2 separate regions of the Homo sapiens genome follow, and region 1 is linked to region 2. A link is an interaction called in ENCODE POLR2A ChIA-PET data of the cell type or tissue named here. Cell type or tissue: OCI-LY7. All regions are shown on one strand. Links, peaks and the distances in the headings refer to the core of each region. The heading gives the core; the rest is flanking DNA.

What was found. ChIA-PET counts read pairs that join two places held together with the same protein. Peaks named below come from ENCODE experiments on the same cell type or tissue, not always from the same donor. Only the 100,000 strongest peaks of a DNase experiment are listed, where the experiment ranks them.
Region 1: POLR2A ChIA-PET joins it to region 2 with 6 read pairs; 2 of 35 experiments call an interaction of 5 or more read pairs at or near these places.

The regions. Positions count from the first base shown.
Region 1 is chr17:64,231,681-64,239,979 of GRCh38, forward strand. All of the region lies in intron 1 of TEX2 (testis expressed 2), which reads right to left. Among named protein-coding and RNA genes, the nearest start is that of TEX2, 27 kb to the right of the region's middle. In OCI-LY7, for the core only: CTCF peaks have their summits at 5,328 and 5,532; no DNase peak of the experiment used is centred there.
Region 2 is chr17:64,595,361-64,605,860 of GRCh38, forward strand. SMURF2 (SMAD specific E3 ubiquitin protein ligase 2) reads right to left here. Exons shown (of 19, transcript NM_022739.4): 3 at 3,022-3,130. Among named protein-coding and RNA genes, the nearest start is that of SMURF2, 62 kb to the right of the region's middle. RefSeq lists a silencer at 7,200-7,249. In OCI-LY7, for the core only: no CTCF peak of the experiment used is centred there; a DNase peak (open chromatin) is centred at 4,201.

The sequences.
Region 1 (8,299 bases), core at 4,038-6,537, 360 kb before region 2:
ACAATTGCACAGAAAACCTGGTTAAGAACTCAAACTCTGAAATTAAACAGACCCAGCTTTGGATTCCAGTTCCACCTCTTATCAGTGTGTCACCCTGGACAAGTTACGGCAAAAGGCCTCTTTTTCCTTACATATAATGCAGATAATAGTGCCTATCTCATAGGGGCTGCTGGGAGAATTAAGAAATAACACTTAACATATGTAAGCTACTATAATCAGCATCCACAGCAGGTGTGAGCACATCTTTTTATCCGTGCCGACTCAGCCTGTGGACTCACCGGCATGTTATCCGGGATCAGACAGCTTGTTTCCAGCCTTCTCTAATCACCAGCACTGGACTGTCCTGACTGTCTGACTTTAGGTTTAGTTCAGGCAGCTGTGACCATTAAGAATGACACAATGACAATGTAAAAATATGTACTGTACATATACATCGTAATACAAAATGAAAAGGCAGAATTTAGGATGATGTACATCACCTAGGTAAATGAACACAACAGGATCCTAGGAGGCTTATAGAGACTAAGTATTAATAGTTGGTGTTTCGTGGTGAAAGAGTTATTGGTGTTTGATTTCAGTGAAAAGCTGATGAAAAAGGATCTTTTTTAAATGAGAGCTGTGGATAAGATCTGTAGTTTCATCAACCTCTTTTTTTTCTGTCCCCTCCCCATGTTGGCCACATGTTTTTCAATATTCTTACATTGTTTACCAGTAAACTGATTAATTCTGTGTATTATTCTTCCATTTCAATACTGATCCAAATTTTAATCAACAATCCATATTTATAAGGGGTTCATAATGACATTATAAAAATCAAGTCACTGCCACAGGTGTGATAATAAGCATAGCTGAGCAAGCAAGAAACAATCAGTGGCTTCATTTCCATAGTCAAGGGCACTCACATTCAAGGTCAACCTCATTCTAAAGGTAGTGGGAAGTGAGACCTGGTACCAGCTCCAGTAACAATATCTACAGTTAGACCAATCCTGTGTCAGAAACTCCTATTATGTCATCCACAGCCAATCAGAACGTGGAGTCAGCATGAAACCTTCCATACAGGGTTGCAATTCCAAACAAAAGCAAGGAAACTTGATGGTTTGGGTAGCTTTTGTATGTTCATCCTGGGTAAAAGCATAGTTTCTGTTAAGCCTTTTCAAATGCTGAAAATGGTCCCTGGTTCCCATGGGTTCCTTTGCAGATGGCATGAGCCCAGGTCAGCTCCACCTAACAGACTGCTGGTGAGACAACTGATCATCCCTAATCATTACCTTCTTAATCACAGTTCTAAAAAGGCAGAGGCATTTGGGATTGAGGGAAGGGTTAGTGTACCAGAAAATCCTAGGCAACATCTTCAACACACAAATGACCCAGCTCACCCCTATCCATCTTGAGGCTTATCATGATTGTGGAGTTTCACAACTGATGGATTGGAAGACATTTTTTTAATTCCCCAGTCATCATAAGCCTATATGTGCACAACCACACACACAACTACCCCACCCCCAAACACACACACATACCCTGCCCCGGGGCCCACCCTGGAACTGAGATTCACTGGTGTAAAACAACTTGGACCATTAGGAATGCATTACACTTTAAAAACACACATGCGGCCTGGTGTGGTGGCTCGCGCCTGTAATCCCAGCACTTTGGGAGGCCAAGGTGGGTGGATCACGAGGTCAGGAGTTCAAGACCAGCCTGGCCAAGATGGTAAAACCCCATCTCTACTAAAAATACAAAAAATTAGCCAGGCGCGGTGGCAGGCGCCTGTAATCCCAGCTACTTGGGAGGCTGAGGCAGGAGAATCGCTTGAACTTGGAGGGTGGAGGTTGCAGTGAGCCAAGATCGCACCACTGCACTCCAGCCTGGGTGACAGAGTGAGACTCCATCTCAAAAAACAAACAAACAAACAAAAACACATGCATACCCAGAAAGAGACAATGGAATCACGAGGAATTCAGGTGGAGATATAGTACCAGTTATTCCCTGGCACCAATAACTAGTTAATATAGTCTACACCTACCTTGCAAGGCACCATGTTAGAGGCAAGTGCTTTCTAACAGGCTATTGCTGTGTAACTACATCAAAGAAGGGCAAGTCTCTATCAAGGTCAATGAACTCATTTAAAATATCTGAAGAATCAGAAATGGGCAGCTGCTTCCATAGACACAGGGCACAGTGAGACCATGTCCTGCTCCTGATCTTCACTACACATGCCTGTACTGTTTGCCCTTGAGTTGTGGCCTTACCTCCTGGGACGTGGTCCTAACCCCCCAACTCAGATCCTAGGTACAGAGCTGGCCCCCGCCAGGGCCTCCATGGACGCCCATTCCTGAAGGTCTGTTCCATTGCTGTCTAAAGGCCAAAAGCAGAGCAGAAGGCAGAAATAAGGGGTAAGGAAAAAAGGCAAGTGGAATAAAAAAGAAACGTGAATGCATAAAGGAACAAGAAAAAAGTGTTTCTCAGCAGATTGGGGAAAATAAGCACAAGGAGCATTTCATAACCAGAAATACAAGTACACAGCATGGAACCACACCGTCTAATCTAATTCTGGAGGTGCTATAAACCTGATGGCTGTATTGGGGCTCCATTTGACATTTCAAAGAAACAAACGCTGTAAAATTGTGATCTTGATGTTTTTCTGTTCACAGGTCCAATATCTGCCTAACAGCAGTATCCTGTCTTTCCAGATGATTAGCGTTGAGTTTGTTGTTGGGTTTTTTTCTTCCAGCTTATGTGAGTCCTCAGAGAGCACTGTCTGCCAAAGCAAAACGCCAAAACAGGAGCAGAACTTTCTGGCCATCCATGTGCAATTAGGAGCCCATTAAATACCACCCAGATAACTCAACACCCAAAATCATCCTCCATGGCGCAGCTGACAGCTGAGGCTAACTGGAAAAAACACCAGCTCAGGAGCAGCCTCACTGGGTCTGGATCTGTCGAATGAGGACCATGATGGTAAAACCCCACCCCTCAGCTTGTTGGGAGAAAGAATAAATGGGACGGCACTTCATACACTGTCAATTTAGGCAGTGACAGCACAGGAACATCATAATTAACCACACTGCTCTCTCCCCATGGATCTTTATGATGGAGTAAATGACACCAAGAAATATTACCACTTGTTCTCAAAATATCCTATTGATTTGGCAGTTACTCTATTTAAATACAAAGATACAATGGTTATTTATTTCTTCAGAAAATACAGGTATTTTTTTTTTCCTCCAAAAACATTATGATTGCCATTTTAATTTCTGTGGTTAAAGAACACCTTTAGGTACTGGGCAGCGCATGACCCAGTCCAGTAAAGTGGCAGGAATTCTTGGAAAAAAGGGCCATAGAGATCCAAGTCAAACGCAGTCCTGATCTGTGAAGATGTATCAGAGGGACCCTGAACCAACAAGAACAACAATCAACGTTTATGACTGCCAGCCCTCTAGCTAATCACTTTACCAACATTATAACACTATCTCATCTAAGCCTCACAATTCTGCCAGGTAGGTACTATCATCATTTCCACATTTAATACACGAGGAAAAAGAAAGTGGTTTAGGCAACTCACCAAGGTAACAAAGCTACTAACTAGCAGAGCTAGGACTCAGGTTCCAAGGCCATCCTCTTAACCACTGTGTGGCACTGCCTCATGCGGATGCTTCCGTTGACAAACCAATCTGGAGCCAACAGAAGCTTTCTGCAGGTGCTCTGTGCTCCAAGAAAGTGTTCCATCCACTCAGTACTTACTGAGCACATCACTGGAAAGACAAAGACTTTCACCCTATCTACCCAGGGGGAACATCAATTCTGGGGGACCTTGAGTGTAATGACAACTCAGGCAAGCACTGAAAGGTGCTTTTAAAAAGTCACAGTAATTCACAGACCAGGCTATAAAGCGCTTTTGTCTATTGTGATAGGCCCCTCAAAACTTGTTTGGGGTAAAAAGCTGCCTATTAGGGATATATGTTCCATACTGTGAAGACTTTCTTACAAAAAGTAAACCACAGTTTACAGCAAAAAGAAACCAGCAGGCCTAGGTCATCCCTGAGTATGACCCATCCTATTCTGCTCCTCTAATTCATTGCTATACATAAGTAAATGTTCTACTACAAGTACTAAAATCATAAAAACTCCCAAATTCTGCACATCCCTTTTTGAGTGCTATGGGAATATATTTCCATCTTTAGGGAAGTTGGTTACATTAGCCTAGGACTTTACCGAGACACAAACAAGCTATATCAGATGAGCTTTCCTATGAAATTCCACCTGTAGCAAATGTTCATCCATATTACTGTTACCTGGTGACTTTGTTGATGACTCTGTCTTCCCCTTTACACTGGCCACCTTGGGCACCTGCAACACAGATTTTTCCCTATGTAAACTCCTCCTTGAAATAGCAATCTAAATAGCTTAAGGTACAGCCGGCTCTCCATACCCACAGGTTCCACATCCGCAGATTCAACCAACTACAGATCGAAAATATTCGGGGAAAAAAAAATACAACTAAAAAAAAATAAAAATTTTAAAAACAATACACAATATAACAGCTATTTACATAGTATTCACATCTTATTAGATATTACAGGTAATCTAGAGATTATTTAAAGTATATATGAGGGCTGGGCCCAGTGTAATCCCAGCACTTTGGGAGGCTAAGGCAGGAGGATCGCTTGAGCCCCAGGAATTTGAGACCAGCCTGAGCAACACGGTGAGACCCCGTCTCTACAAAAAGTTTTAAAAATTAGCTGGGTGTGATGGCTCACGCCTGTAGTCCCAGCTACCTGGAGGCTGAGTGGGGAGGATCACCTGAGCCCAGGTTGACACTGCACTCCAGCCTGAGCGACAGAGTAAGACCCTGTCTCAAAAAATTAATTAATTTAAAAATAAAGTATATGGGAGGATGTGCATAAGTTATATGCAAATATAACACCACTTTATACAAGCGACTTGAGCATTCTCTGATTTTGGTATCTATCAGGGATCCTAGAACTAATCTCCTATGGATACCGAGGGATGATTACACTACAATACAGGAATTAATTTAAGAATAACACCTAGTTAAAGATAAACTCTTATTTTTCCCTCAATTTATTATGCACACAAACATTTGGAGTTAGCTATAGATCTATGGCTCTCTTAATTTCACAATTTATTCACTGTTAAATGTCTGTTTGCATAAACATTTTAATGTAAGCCAAATCTTGACAGTTGGACACGTGGAATTTGAGCTCTGAGAGTGAAGGCAATGATTGAATATTCCGGACTTACTTGTTTCCTGTCTTATAATTTGCAAAGTGGTGCAGTACTCAGATTGACCTCAGGGAGCTTAGAGAGGGGTGAGGAGCGAGACAATCACATAATCAATGCAAGAACTAGGAAGTGATGTGAAGGGCACCAAGAGATCACAGTCAGCAGGGAAACCTGATCCGTTTTGAATATTAATCACAGAAGGGCCCCCTGAACAAGTGGGCATTGGGCTGACATCTCCAGGATGAGTCGAGCTGGCTAAGTGATGGCAGCGTGGGCATTCCAGAAACAAGAAGGGTAAGAGTAAGGGCCTGAGGCAGGCGCAGAGCCTCATGGGGGAATCTGAAGCAGCTTCTCGGGGGTGAGTATTATACACACAGTATGAGACAGGAGTGCGGCAGGGGCTGGGTCATGCAGTGCCTTGAAGGCCACATTGAGGATCTAGTTTTTTTCCTAAGGGAAAGGAGGAACAAGTGAAGGCTTATTGTATGTGGTCTGGAGACAGGTATGCAGGTGACCAGATGCGTATTTTGAAAAGCTTTTTCTGGCTGTAGTGTGGAAAATAAACTGGAAAGAGGCAAGAAAGGGTTCAGGAAGGTCAGTTAGACAATAACAACATTTTAAGTGAGAGACAATGGCAGCCCGGACTAGCGGGGTGGCTGTGGAGATGGGTGAAGGGATTTGAGATTAGGAGATGAAATGCATGGAACTTGATGGGTTGCATATGGGAGTAAGGAAGAAGGTGTTCTTAAGCCCTAGGTTTTGGGCTACAAGACTGCAAGGACAGGCTCCCATTCACCAAGTCTGGGAATTTGAGAAGGGCTGGGTTTCTGGGAACATGGTAGGTTCAGTTTGGGACATTTTATTCTGAGATACTTGGTGACCTCCCAGTGTGAGTATCAGAAAGGTGTTTAAAGTTCTGGTTCAGTAACTGATACTATTACATGTCCACCCAGATAGGAGACTAACAGTTCCTTACAAATAACCTACAACCAGCAGAAAAATAACCTGTTGAATGACGAAGTATTTTCATCACTGTTAAAAGTCACGAACTTCTAACAAAACTGCACAAGCAACATCTATAATAAAAACAATTTCAGCCAGGCGCGGTGGTTCATGCCTGTAATCCTGAGACTTTGGGAGGCCGAGGTGGGAGAATCACGATGTCAGGAGTTCGAGACCAGCCTGGCCAACATGGTGAAACCCCGTCTCTACTAAAAACACAAAAATTAGCTGGGCATGGTGGTGGGCGCCTATAATCCCAGCTACTCAGGAAGCTGAGGCAAGAGAATCGCTTGACCCTGGAGGTGGAGGTTGCAGTGAGCCGAGATTGTGCCATTGCACTCCAGCCTGGGCGACACTGTGAGACTCTGTCTCAAAATAAATAAATAAATAAAACTAAAATAAGACCATTTCAAAACTGTCTGTGTAAGTTCAATTTTTTAAAATATATCTTTCAAGAGAAAGTTAATTCCATCTACTATTCAAGATAAAAATTATTTAAATTTTGGCATTCTAATTTAAACCAATGTATTAGTCTGTTCTCATGCTGCTTTGAAGGAATACCCAAGACTTGGTAATTTATAAAGAAAAGAGGTTTAATTGACTCACAGTTTCACATGGCCGGGAGGCCTCGGGAAACTTACAATCACGGCAGGAGACACCTCTTCACAGGGTAACAGGAGAGAGAATGAGTGCCAAGCGAAGGGGGAAGCCCCTTATAAAACCATCAGCTCTTGTGAGAACTCACTCACTATCACAAGAACAGCATGAGGGTAACCACCCCCATGGTTCAATTACCTCCCACCAGGTCCCTCCCATGACATGTGGGGATTATGGGAACTACAATTCAAGATGAGATATGGGTGGGGACACAGCCAAACCATATCAACCAGGCAGCAAACAAGAAACTTCAAAATGGAGAAAGAAAAATAACTGTTCCTTAAAATGAGCAAAGCAGGGTCTTTGCATCACCTAAAAAGCTCACTGATAAGCACCAATTCACTAAAAGGTTTGAGATAACTGTAAAAAAAAGGAATTAGCTTTTATTGAAGATTTATGTCCCAGACACTTCAAGACACCCCTCATTTAATCTTCATGGCCCTATGAGGCAAGAATTATGCTTCCATTTTCTGAATAAGGAAACTGAGTCAGAGAAATTGAATAATTTGCCATGGCATAACTACTAATAAGGGCTGAAACAGAAATCAAACATGTCTAGACAACTCCTTTTACCAATGCCCAAGACAGGAAAGGGACGAAGCTGCCATTTCCTTGGTGCCAGTCTTCTGCCTTGGAGGTCAAATAATGGGATGTTTATTTCCAAGTTTTTTCTGTTATTACCTGCAATTAAGCAGTTATGTTCTTAGTCTTGAAATAACCTTAATTTTTAAAGAGCTGTCTTTGTCAATTCAATCCTCTCTGCTTCATCTTCTTAAAAGAGTTTTACCTAGACATATAATCATACCCCAAAGAGCTTTGTAAATTTAGTTATAACTGTTCGCAGAATTTAGATCAAAATGTAAACTGAAACCTGGAAAATACAAATGTTTGTTTTCTGTCAAATGCTTACTGCATGTTTCCAACCCAAATCCACTAAAACGATGAATAAACTAAGCTTAACTTACAAAAAAATTTTCAAAAGCAACTTATTTTCTTAAGGAAATAATGCTGGCCAGGCATGGCGGCTCACACCTGTAATCCCAGCACTTTGGGAGGCAGAGACAGGCAGATCACCTGAGGTCAGGAGTTCGAGACGAGGCTGGCCAATATGGTGAAACCCCGTCTCTACTAAAAATACAAAAATTAGCCAGGTGTGGTGGCAGGCACCTGTAATCCCTGCTACTCGAGAGGCTGAGGCAGAAGAATTGCTTGAACTTGGGAGGCAGAGGTTGCAGTGAGCCAAGATCATGCCACTGCACTCCAGCCTGGACAACAGAGTGAGACTCTGTCTCAAAAAAAAAAAAAAAAAAAAAAAAAAAAAGCAGAGAAGATAAGAGAAGAGAAATAATGTTATCTGGTAAGTTCCTTACCAGGCCACAAAAGGTTAACAACTTGA
Region 2 (10,500 bases), core at 3,008-5,507:
AGAAGTACATGCTCTCACTTTAATGAAACCTCATGTAATATAACATACATGGCAACAAAAACAGTAAATTCCTTTTGCAATTGAAAGTTAAATAGAGGGCTCTATTAGCTTCTATTAAAACTTTGACTTACTAACAAATACATGATTTATAAACAAGTTTCAGGATGTTTTGTTGAAAGGGAGAGAGGGACACCTCTATAGGTGAATACAATGTTACCATATAGACCAAAATATGTACTCAGGATTTTGGGCTAAAATTTAATTATTAGATTTTGTTTGTATACTTAGCCAATTAAAGGCAAGGGTTTTGTAAAATGACTTTGGAAACAATCATAAGAGATGCTTCTGACAGCCAATTAATATTAATTGTAAGATAAAACCTAATAAGTACAAGAAAGATGTTCAACATCATTAGTCATGATGCACCTCAAAACCATGACCAGATACAACTTCATACCCACTAGGGTGGCCACAATTTTTTTTAAAAGAAAATAACAGTGACAGAGGAATAAAGAAACTTCCAGTGGAAAACAACAGTCATGAAAGATCAAAATCAGGATGCCATCAGCAATACTCTAAACCTACAATTTCCAAAATGGTACCCACCAACCACGAGACCCTTGAGGACTTCAAGTGTGGCTAGTCCAAATTGAGGCAAGCTGCAAAATAAACCACTGATTTTTTTTTTTCTTAACATAAAATGAGAAAACCGCTGATTTTTTAGAGACATAGTAAATATGTATATATACATATATGTGTAAGTAGCTCAATATTTTTATACTGACATGTTGAAAGTATTTTTGATATACTGAATTAAATAAAATATATTATTATGCTTCATTTTAAGAAACAGGGTCTCGTTATGTTGTAGCTGGATTACAGGTGCAAGCCACTATGCCCAGTTTATTATGCTTAATGTCATCTGTTTCTTTTTACTTATCTTAACGTGGATGCTAGGAAATTTAAAATTATAGATGAGCTCCCATCTGTGCCTTACATTATATTTCTACTCAACAGTATGGATCTAAACCTAGAAGATAATGGAGCAATGTATTCAACATTTGGAGGTAAAGTGATATTTCACCTAGAAGCCTATATTCAAACCATATCAAAAGATAAGAAGTCAAAGTATATCTTCTGATAAGATCTCAACTTTCTTCCCATCTTTGTATTATTTCTCAAAATGACAATGGAAGATAAAGTTCACCGAAACAGGAGAGTAAACAAAAAAAAAAAAAAAAAAAAAAAAGGAAGTCACTAAACCTAGAAGAGACAAAGGAAATTGCCAACATAACAATAAAGGCAAGTCCCAGGACAACTGCGCAGTGGGTCTTAGAGAACCATCACACAAGACTAAAGAAAGAGAACACAGACTCCCAGGAGGGTTATCTCCAAGAAGAAAAAAAGCCAATGGAATACTGACAGAACTGAATATATGGAGAAAAGATCTTTAGTTCTATAGGAGAGTCTGAGGATTATGACATATAACTTCTCATTTCTATCTAGGAGATAAATAGATAACTAAACAAATGGGAAAAGTAGCTACTAACTTCAGAAAAAACAAAAGTTGTCAAGAAAGAAAATGTAATTCTTGTACCCCTGTGACCCAACTATGGATATTTACATAATCATAATAATGTAAACATGGAACAATGGTTTAACCAAAAAGGTTCATATAATTATATTGGAAGACTAAAGAAAGGAAGAGGCTTGTGTCATGAGAATGGGGATGCTGAATACCAATTTTAAAAGCTGAACCACTGGGCTGGGCATCACAGCCCACGCTTGTAATCCAAATACTTTGGGAGGCCAAGGAGGGAGAATCTTGAGCCCAGGAATTCAAGACCAGACTGGGCAATATAGCAAGACCCCATCTCTACAAAAAATTACCTTAAAAAAAAAATTAGCTGGGCATGGTGGCATGCACCTGTAGTTCCAGCTACTGAGGAGGGTGAGGTGGGAGGATCAGTTGAGTCCAGGAGTTAGAGGCTACACTGAGCTATGATTATGCCACTGCACTCTGGCCTGAGCAATAGAGTGAGACTGTTTCTAATTTTAAAAGAATTTTTAATAATAAAAAATAAAGCCGAATCATCTTCTAGGTAGGAAATTCAAAAATACCTAAAACTAGGCTGGGCGCAGTGGCTCATGTCTGTAATCCCGGCACTTTGGGAGACCGAGGCAGGCGGATCACTTGAGGTCAGGAGTTCGAGACCAGCCTGGCCAACATGGTGAAATCCCATCTCTACTAAAAATACAAAAATTAGCTGAATGTGGTGGTGGGCACCTGTAGTCCCAGCTACTCGGGAGGCTGAGACAGGAGAAATGCTTGAACTCAGGAGACAGAGATTGCAGTGAGCCGAGATGGTGCCACTGCACTCCAACCTGGGTGACAGAGCAAGACTGTCTCAAAAAAAAAAAAAAATTACCTAAAACTAAAAAAAGAAAACTGTGATGCTATAAAATAAAATACATATCTAGAAACAGATGAAAATACCAGAATAAACAGCCAAAGTTATTAAAGCAGTTGCCTTGAGGATGGGAATCAGGAATGAGAATGGAGCAGGGAACTTGCTGTTTTCCAGTAAAAGCTTTATTGTATCATTTGCCTTTTTAAAAAGGTGCATATACTCCAATGGTTTAAAATAAAATTTAAAAGAAAGAAACCATCCATATAAAGGCAAAAAGAAGCCTATTCAGTGCAACCCAAATCCTTATTTCTGGTTTTATAATTGGTCTAAAGTGGTGAATTAATACCTTTATTTAATTGAAAAAAGAGGTGGGGGATTGCTCTACTGTGAGCCAGTTTCATTTTCTTCTTCATAGAATTTTAGAGATACCTCATCTTTCAAAACCTGTCTATAAGCCAAAGCACATTCCCACTGGGCTTTTCTTTACCCCTTTTGTGATGACCAAATTATACCACAGATGAAACCCAGATCATTTCCCATGATTATTTTCAAAGACTATATCAAATAATTTAATGATATGTTCCATTTCAAACTAATTGTTGAAACCTACAGGTCATAATGCTGATTCCACTTTGGATCAAGCGTATTCTTCACAGTATCTGTAGAATGGCATTGCCCAGATCCATCAACCACCACCTTAGCAAATGGATCAGGAAGTCCTGTGAAAAAAGATTTTCTAAAATTAATAATTTGACATTTAAGATAGAAGATTAATTATACAAGCATTCCATTTGCTACAAAAGATTATTCCATTCTTTTAAAAAAGTTTAACATTTAGCTATAAATGAATAGTCCATTTTTTAAAAAAAAAGACTAAAGTTACTTCTACATTAAATACCAAAACTATATTTTTTCTCGTTTCTGTCTCAAAATAGTCCCAGTTTAAACTACCAAAATCTAGAGGTTACCTCATAATGTGGAAGTTTTTAATAGGTTGTTACCAGCCCTCTGACCCGAGGAATGGGGTCATGAATGGTTACATGAATTCTTGTAACCATTCATGGCTTTTTCTTTCCAAATGTCTCCCTCAGTAGCTCATTTAAAGAAAAAGCTTATTAAAGGTTTTTATACAGGAACACAGGCTACAGAGAAATCAAATTAGCAAATGAGTTTTGCTGAATAACTACCAGGAAAAATCAGACTGAAACAAAAGATGTAACACTCTGCCTTAAAAGAGCTTACTATCTAATTGGAAAAATAAAAATACTATACATGAAAAACAAAACCAAAAATACCTGAGAATAAACAAGTGCTTAGTGATACTGATTGTAACGCAAACACTTATATCACTATGTTAGGTACTATTCTAAATACATTTATCCTTAATCCTTACAATAACCCTACGAGGTAAACACTGTTATTATCCCTATTTTACTGATGAGGAAACCAAGGCACAAGGGGGTCAATTAACTAGCCCAAGGTCACAGAGTAGTAAATGGCAGGGCCAGAATCTAAAGTGTAGATTCTAAACCCATGTCTGGCTCTCGACTTCATGCTCTTAACCACTATGCTGTATTTTACCTCTTATTTACTACGTGGTCCAACAGTGAGTACAAGTAAGAGCTCAGAAAAACAGGAGAAAAGGTTTGAATCTGAACAGTAAAGAAAGGGCTTTGAGGGAGGAGGGAACTCATCTGGGCTTTAAGGCAGGCGTCTCCAACCTCTGCACCATGGGCCGGTACAGGTTCGTGGCCTGTTACAACCGGACCACAAAGCAGGAAGTGAGCGGTGGGAGAGTAAGCATTACAGCCTGAGCTCCGCCTTCTGTCAGATCAGCGGCAGCATTAGATGCTCATAGGAGCTGGAACCCTATGGTGAACTGCGCTTGCAAGGGATCTAGGTTGTGCGCTCCTTATGAGAATCTAAAGTCTGATGATCTGAGATGGAACAGTTTCATCCCAACACATCCCCTGCTCCCCATGTCCTTGGAAAAACTGTCTTGCATGAAACCGGTCCCTGTGCCGAAGGTTGGGGGCTGCTGCTTTAAAGGGCATACAGGAGAAGGAGGACTTTCCTAGCAAAAGGAAGAGCACCAAGGAGGGTATGACAATACAATATTTAAAAGACTTTGAAGAGTCTAACCAAAGAGCTTGTGCTAAGGTGTAAAAGTAAATACTATTGGAAATATGACTGACCCAGTAAGAGAGGCTTAAAAGTCGGGCAACAGGGCTTGGACTGATTGAGGTAGATAACAGGGAGCCATTTCAGGTTCTTGAGCATGGCTGTAACTACAGTCATATTTTTCTATCAGTGGTATTCAGGGCCCACTAGGAGAAAGAAAGACTAGAGGCAGACCATATATGAAGCTGTTGTAATTATCCAACAGTAGGATGAAAAGACCCTGAATGAGGGAAGTCATGTGGAAAGGGAAAGGAAATGACAAGAGAGCTATTCTGAAAGATCTAATACAAATTAATAAGAAACTTGTATCAAAGATGACAATACAGTTTTCAGCCCAAAGCAATAATGAAAATGATTCTTTTGACAAAAATTTAAAAGGTGGAACTAAAAATGTTAGAGAGACAAAAATGTCACTTCATGTGTTAGACATTGGGATAGAGTAGATTTCCTGTGGACAGCTGAAAATACTAGAACAAAACAGCGTTAAGTGTTGGTGACTGGAGAAATTTTGCATGTTGGTATCAATGCTAATTTTTTTAAGATACTAATTTGCCAAGTTTCAAGGACAGACAAATCACCTATCAGTTCCCCAATTCTATGATTCTGTGATCTATCGCTTCCAAATAATAAAGGAGGACCAAAATTTAGGCGTTAAGTTTCAAAGAAACTTGGTAAGTTAGGGTATTAAATCTATTTGACTATATTGTTCTTGAAGCTGAGTGCTATGCATAGTATTTCAGTAACACCTAACCATTTATAAATGTGTTCAATGGAAGAATGTTTTTACCTCCACCCTCAATAAATGAAGATTTCCTCCTGGGAAGAATTCACTCTATCTTGTTATTTTCACTCTACTATTTAAATAAATAAACATATAAATGTGTATTTATGAGCAAAAACAAAAAAATCACATTTCTAAACTTTCCCTTTGGGTGTTATTAAACTAGTTGAAGAATTAAGTCTCTCTGGTTTCTTGCTTTTTTAAAAAAATAAAATGAAAAAGAATTAAGGACTGGCCAGACACAGTAGCTCACACCTGTAATTTCAGCACTTTGGGAGGCTGAGGCGAAAGGATCACTTGAGCCCAGGAGTTTGAAACCAGCCTGGGCAACATAGTAAGACCACCCCCCATCCCCCACAAAATAATTTAAAAGTTAGCCAAGCATGGTGGCATACGTCTGTAGTCTCAGCTACTCAGGAGGCTAAAATGGGAGGATTGCTTGAGCCTGGGAGGCCGAGGCTGCAGTGAGCCATGATCATGCCACTGCACTCCAACCTGGTTGACAGAGCAAGACCCTATCTCAGTGGAAAAAAAGATTAAGGATTAAGAAAAACAACAGCTGACAAAGGACTAATATCCAGAATCTATAAAGTACTCAAACAAATCAGCAAGAAAAAATCAAACAATCCCATCAAAAAGTGGGTTAAGGACATCAATAGACAATTCTCAAAAAAAGATATATCAACAAGATAGGCCAATAAGCATAATGAAAAATGCTCAGCATCACTAAGTATCAGGGAAATGCAAATCAGAACTATAATGCGATGCCACCTCACTCCTGCAAGAATGGCCATAATCAAAAAATTTAAAAATAACAGATGTTGGCATGGATGCAGTGAAAAGGGAACACTTTTACACGGCTGGTAGTAATGTAAACTAGTACAACCACTACGGAAAACAGTGTGGAGATTCCTTAAAGAACTAAAAGTAGATCTACTGTTTGATCTAGCAATCCCACTACTAGGTATTAACCCAGAGGGAAAGAAGTCATTATACGAAAAAGATACTTGCACACGCAGGTTTGTAGCAGCACAACTCACAATTGCAAAAATACTGAAGCAGCCCAAACACCTATCAATCAACGAGTGGGTAAAGAAATGTGGTGTGTGTGTGTGTGTATATGTGTGTGTGTATATATATGTTTATATTATATAATTATATATGTATATATTTATATATAATTATATGTGTGTGTATATATATATATACACACCTACATATACACACACACACACCACATATACATACATACACCATGGAATACTACTCAGCCATTAAAAAGAAATAATCACAGCAACCTGGATAAAATTGGAGACTATTATTCTAAGTGAAGTAACTCAAGAATGGAAAACCTAACATCGTATGTTCTCAGTCACATGTGGGAGCTAAGCTATGAGGATGCAAAGGCGTAAGAATGATATACTGGACTATGGGGACTGGGGGAAAGGGTGGGGGTAACAGGGGATAAAAGACTATACACTGGGTACAGTGTACACTGCTTGGGTGATGGGTCCACCAGAATCTCAGAAATCACCACTAAAGTACTTATTCATGTAATCAAACACCATCTGTTCCCCCAAAACTTATTGAAATAAAAAAATAAAATAATAAAAGAAAAACAATTTTTTCCATACAAAATGTGGCTTCCAGATCCTTAATTAAGTAGGAAAGTCACAGCCTTTTATGTTCCCTTTCTGTTAAATAACACAGTAAACAAAAACACCAGTTCAATACCTTAATAAAAAAATACATAGGTTTCAACTTAACCTGATTATATTATTCTCCAAAAATTTAACTTGAGAGCCAAGTTACTCCCATGTGGTCAAAAACTATCAGGTTTTCTGAAGTTAGTGAGACATCTAGTGGTAAACACAAAGTGGCTAGAGAACTTTCTGCATTTTAAAAAATTTCTCAGCCAGGCACAGTGGCTCACGCCTGTAATCCCAGCACTTTGGGAGGCCGAAGTGGGTGGATCACGAGGTCACGAGTTCAAGACCATCCTGGCTAACACGGTGCAACCACATCTCTACTAAAAATACAAAAAATTAGCCGGGTGTGGTGGCACATGCCTGTAGTCCCAGCTACTCAGGAGGCAGAAGCAGAATTGCTTGAACCTGGGAGGCGGAGGTTGCAGTGAGTCGAGATCGCGCCACTGCACTCCAGCCCGGGTGTCAGAGACAGACTTTGTCTCAAGGGAAAAAAAAAATTTTTTTTTGTCTCAATTCTCCCCCATCATTTCTGAGACATGTAAAATAGCTAAAGCTCAAAAACCTCCTTACTACACAAATGCACTTGAAAAGCTGCAAATAATAATAAAATAACATTTTCAACTCAAAAGTGTGCTACCTTCCAAAGAAAACAGCTTCATTTTCAATTGGGCCAAGAAAAAAAAAAAACATACACAACATTTAGCCAACCCATCTTGGTTTTAAATGACTTCAATTTGGCCCCCTATAAAACACCTTATTACCTTACACAGAAATCTTTTTTAAAATGTTGCAGAAGAACAAATCTAAATGAAAACATTCCTTTTCATATAAAAAATACACATAAAACAGATAATGAAGGCAGGGCACAGTGGCTCATGCCTGTAATCCTAGCACTTTGAGAGGCCGAGGCAGGCGGATCACATGAGGTCAGGAGTTCGAGACCAGCCTGGCCAACATGGTGAAACCCCGTCTCTACTAAAAATACAAAAATTAGCTGGGTGTGGTGGCACATGCCTGTAATCCCAGCTACTCGGGAGGCTGAGGCAGGAGAATTGCTTGAACACGGGAGGCAGAGGTTGCAGTGAGCCGAGATCACGCCACTGCACTCTAGCCGGGGGACAGAGCAAGACTCCGTCGGGGGAAAAAAAAAAAAAAAAACATAATGAATAAATGGGTAAATATGTGATAAAGTTAATGGTAGAATCTAGATGGTGGGTCTTTACTATAAAATTATTTTATCTGTTGCTTTATGTTTGAAATTTTTCCTGCTAAAATTCTGGGGGAAAGGGGAAGTGACTTATTTTTAAAAGCCAATAAGCTTGAAAACAGTTCAAAAACATGAGTTAAAAAAACTTTTCTCAACAAGGATAGCGCCCAATAAACAGTATTACCTCACATACAAATTACTCTTCAAAAGACAACACATGGCAGTGTATTTTTTCCTGCGATGAAAAATATATATCTATTTCATCACCCTATAGTCGTACTTTGTATTAAAATTTGCTTTTCTCATTCAATACAATTTTAACTGAATCGCAAGCAAAAACTTAACTATATTTTACTATTAATAACTGCACTGATCAATAAACACACATTCATTTATATTTAATTGAAGAATTTAGGAATTACTGTCTCTGAAATTAATGTGGGCAACCCTTAACAGGTCAAAAATCTGTATAAGTATACATGTAAATCTACCACAGAATGGACCTGCGACCTTGGCCAGTGTGAACCTGGGAGGTAACTTCCATTCCTGGCTAACTCCCCTCTGAAGCCCTAAGGATTACCATTCCTGTTTCTCTTTCCAGGCCATCAAGAGTCTCCCATTCTAAGTTTTAAAGATAATCACACTGTTTCCCCTAATCTTATCCCTAAAGCAAGTTCACACTCTTAGAATTTTTATCAATTTTTACTGCCTACACCCATGAAAAAGGGAAAAGATTTCCTTCTTTCTTTCACTTACAATTTAAGGACAAAGATCATATAAGGGTTAACAATCAGCTCTCAAAGGTTTATAAAACATTAATATATGATTCCTCTAGATATCCTAGGAAAAATGAGGTAAGAATATCTGGATATTTTATTAGAGAAGCTGTGTCTTGGGACTCGAGAGGAAGGAAATTTGAAAAGGAAAGCTGGGAGACAAAACTGAAGATTTTATCTTCAAAACCAGAGCAGATGTCTTGGAGAGTGCAGAAGCAGCTGTAAGAGTGCTCCTCTCAGCCGGGCGCGATGGTTCATGTCTATAATCCCAGCACTGTGGGAGGCCAAGGCAGGAGGATCACGAGGTCAGGCATTCGAGACCAGCCTGACCAACATGGTGAAACTCCGTCTCTACTAAAAATACAAAAATTAGGCAGGCGTGTTGGCGTGCACCTGTAATCCCAGCTACTCAGGAGGCTGAGGCAGGAGAATCGCTTGAACCCGAGAGGTGGAGTTTGCAGTGAGCCGAGATCACACCACTGCACTCCAGCCTGGGCAACAGAGTGAGACTCCGTCTAAAAAAAAAAAAAGGAAAAGTGCTCCCCTTACTTCCCTCCCTTTTCTCCTTGTCCAACCCTATTTGCCACTTTGCAAGCCCACTAGTATAAATCCTACCTTAGATCAACCTTATCAAAGGTTAAAAAAAAAAAAGTACACCTCAGTTAGTAGCAACAGGGATGAGGTAGGAAGTGAGCAGCAGCCTGAGACAGATAACAGTGATTGGAGGCAACAGGGAGAGATGGGAAGTTCTGTGGCCATTGGGACCTTCCACTGTGACAAGCTTCTGGCGAGAAGGCACATGGTACATAAATTTAAACTGCTTATAATTTGCGTCCTATGTTCCAAATTATCCTATTTGCTTTCTCATATAAGCAGAAAGATAACCATAAACATTTATAACTATATAGTTTTATAAGATGTTATTTTATAAACTTTAATTCAGGTTCTGCTCTACAAAAACTCAAAATAATAAAATTTCAAGTGGAATGAATTAAGTATAATTTTAAATTATATTGGCCGGGCACAGTGGCTCACACCTGTAATCCCAGCACTTTGGGAGGCTGAGGTAGGAGGATCACTTGAGACCAGGAGTTTGAGACCAGCCTGGGCAACATAGCAAGATCCTGCCTCTACAAAGAATAGTAAATAAATAAATAAATAAATTAGCTGGACGTGGTGAAGTGTGTCTGCAGTCCACCCACTCAGGAGGGTGAGATAGGAGGATCCCTTGAGCCCAGGAGTTTGAGGCTGCAGTGAGCTATGACTGTGCCACTCTACTATAGCCTGGGTGACAGGGCAAGATCCTGTCTCTAAAAAGAATATATATATATATATATATATATATATATATCTTATTTCTTTTAATCAAGCCCCTGAAAATCATCTACTATCACATGAAATCAAACAGCACACATAGCCCGTGACTTGAATTTAA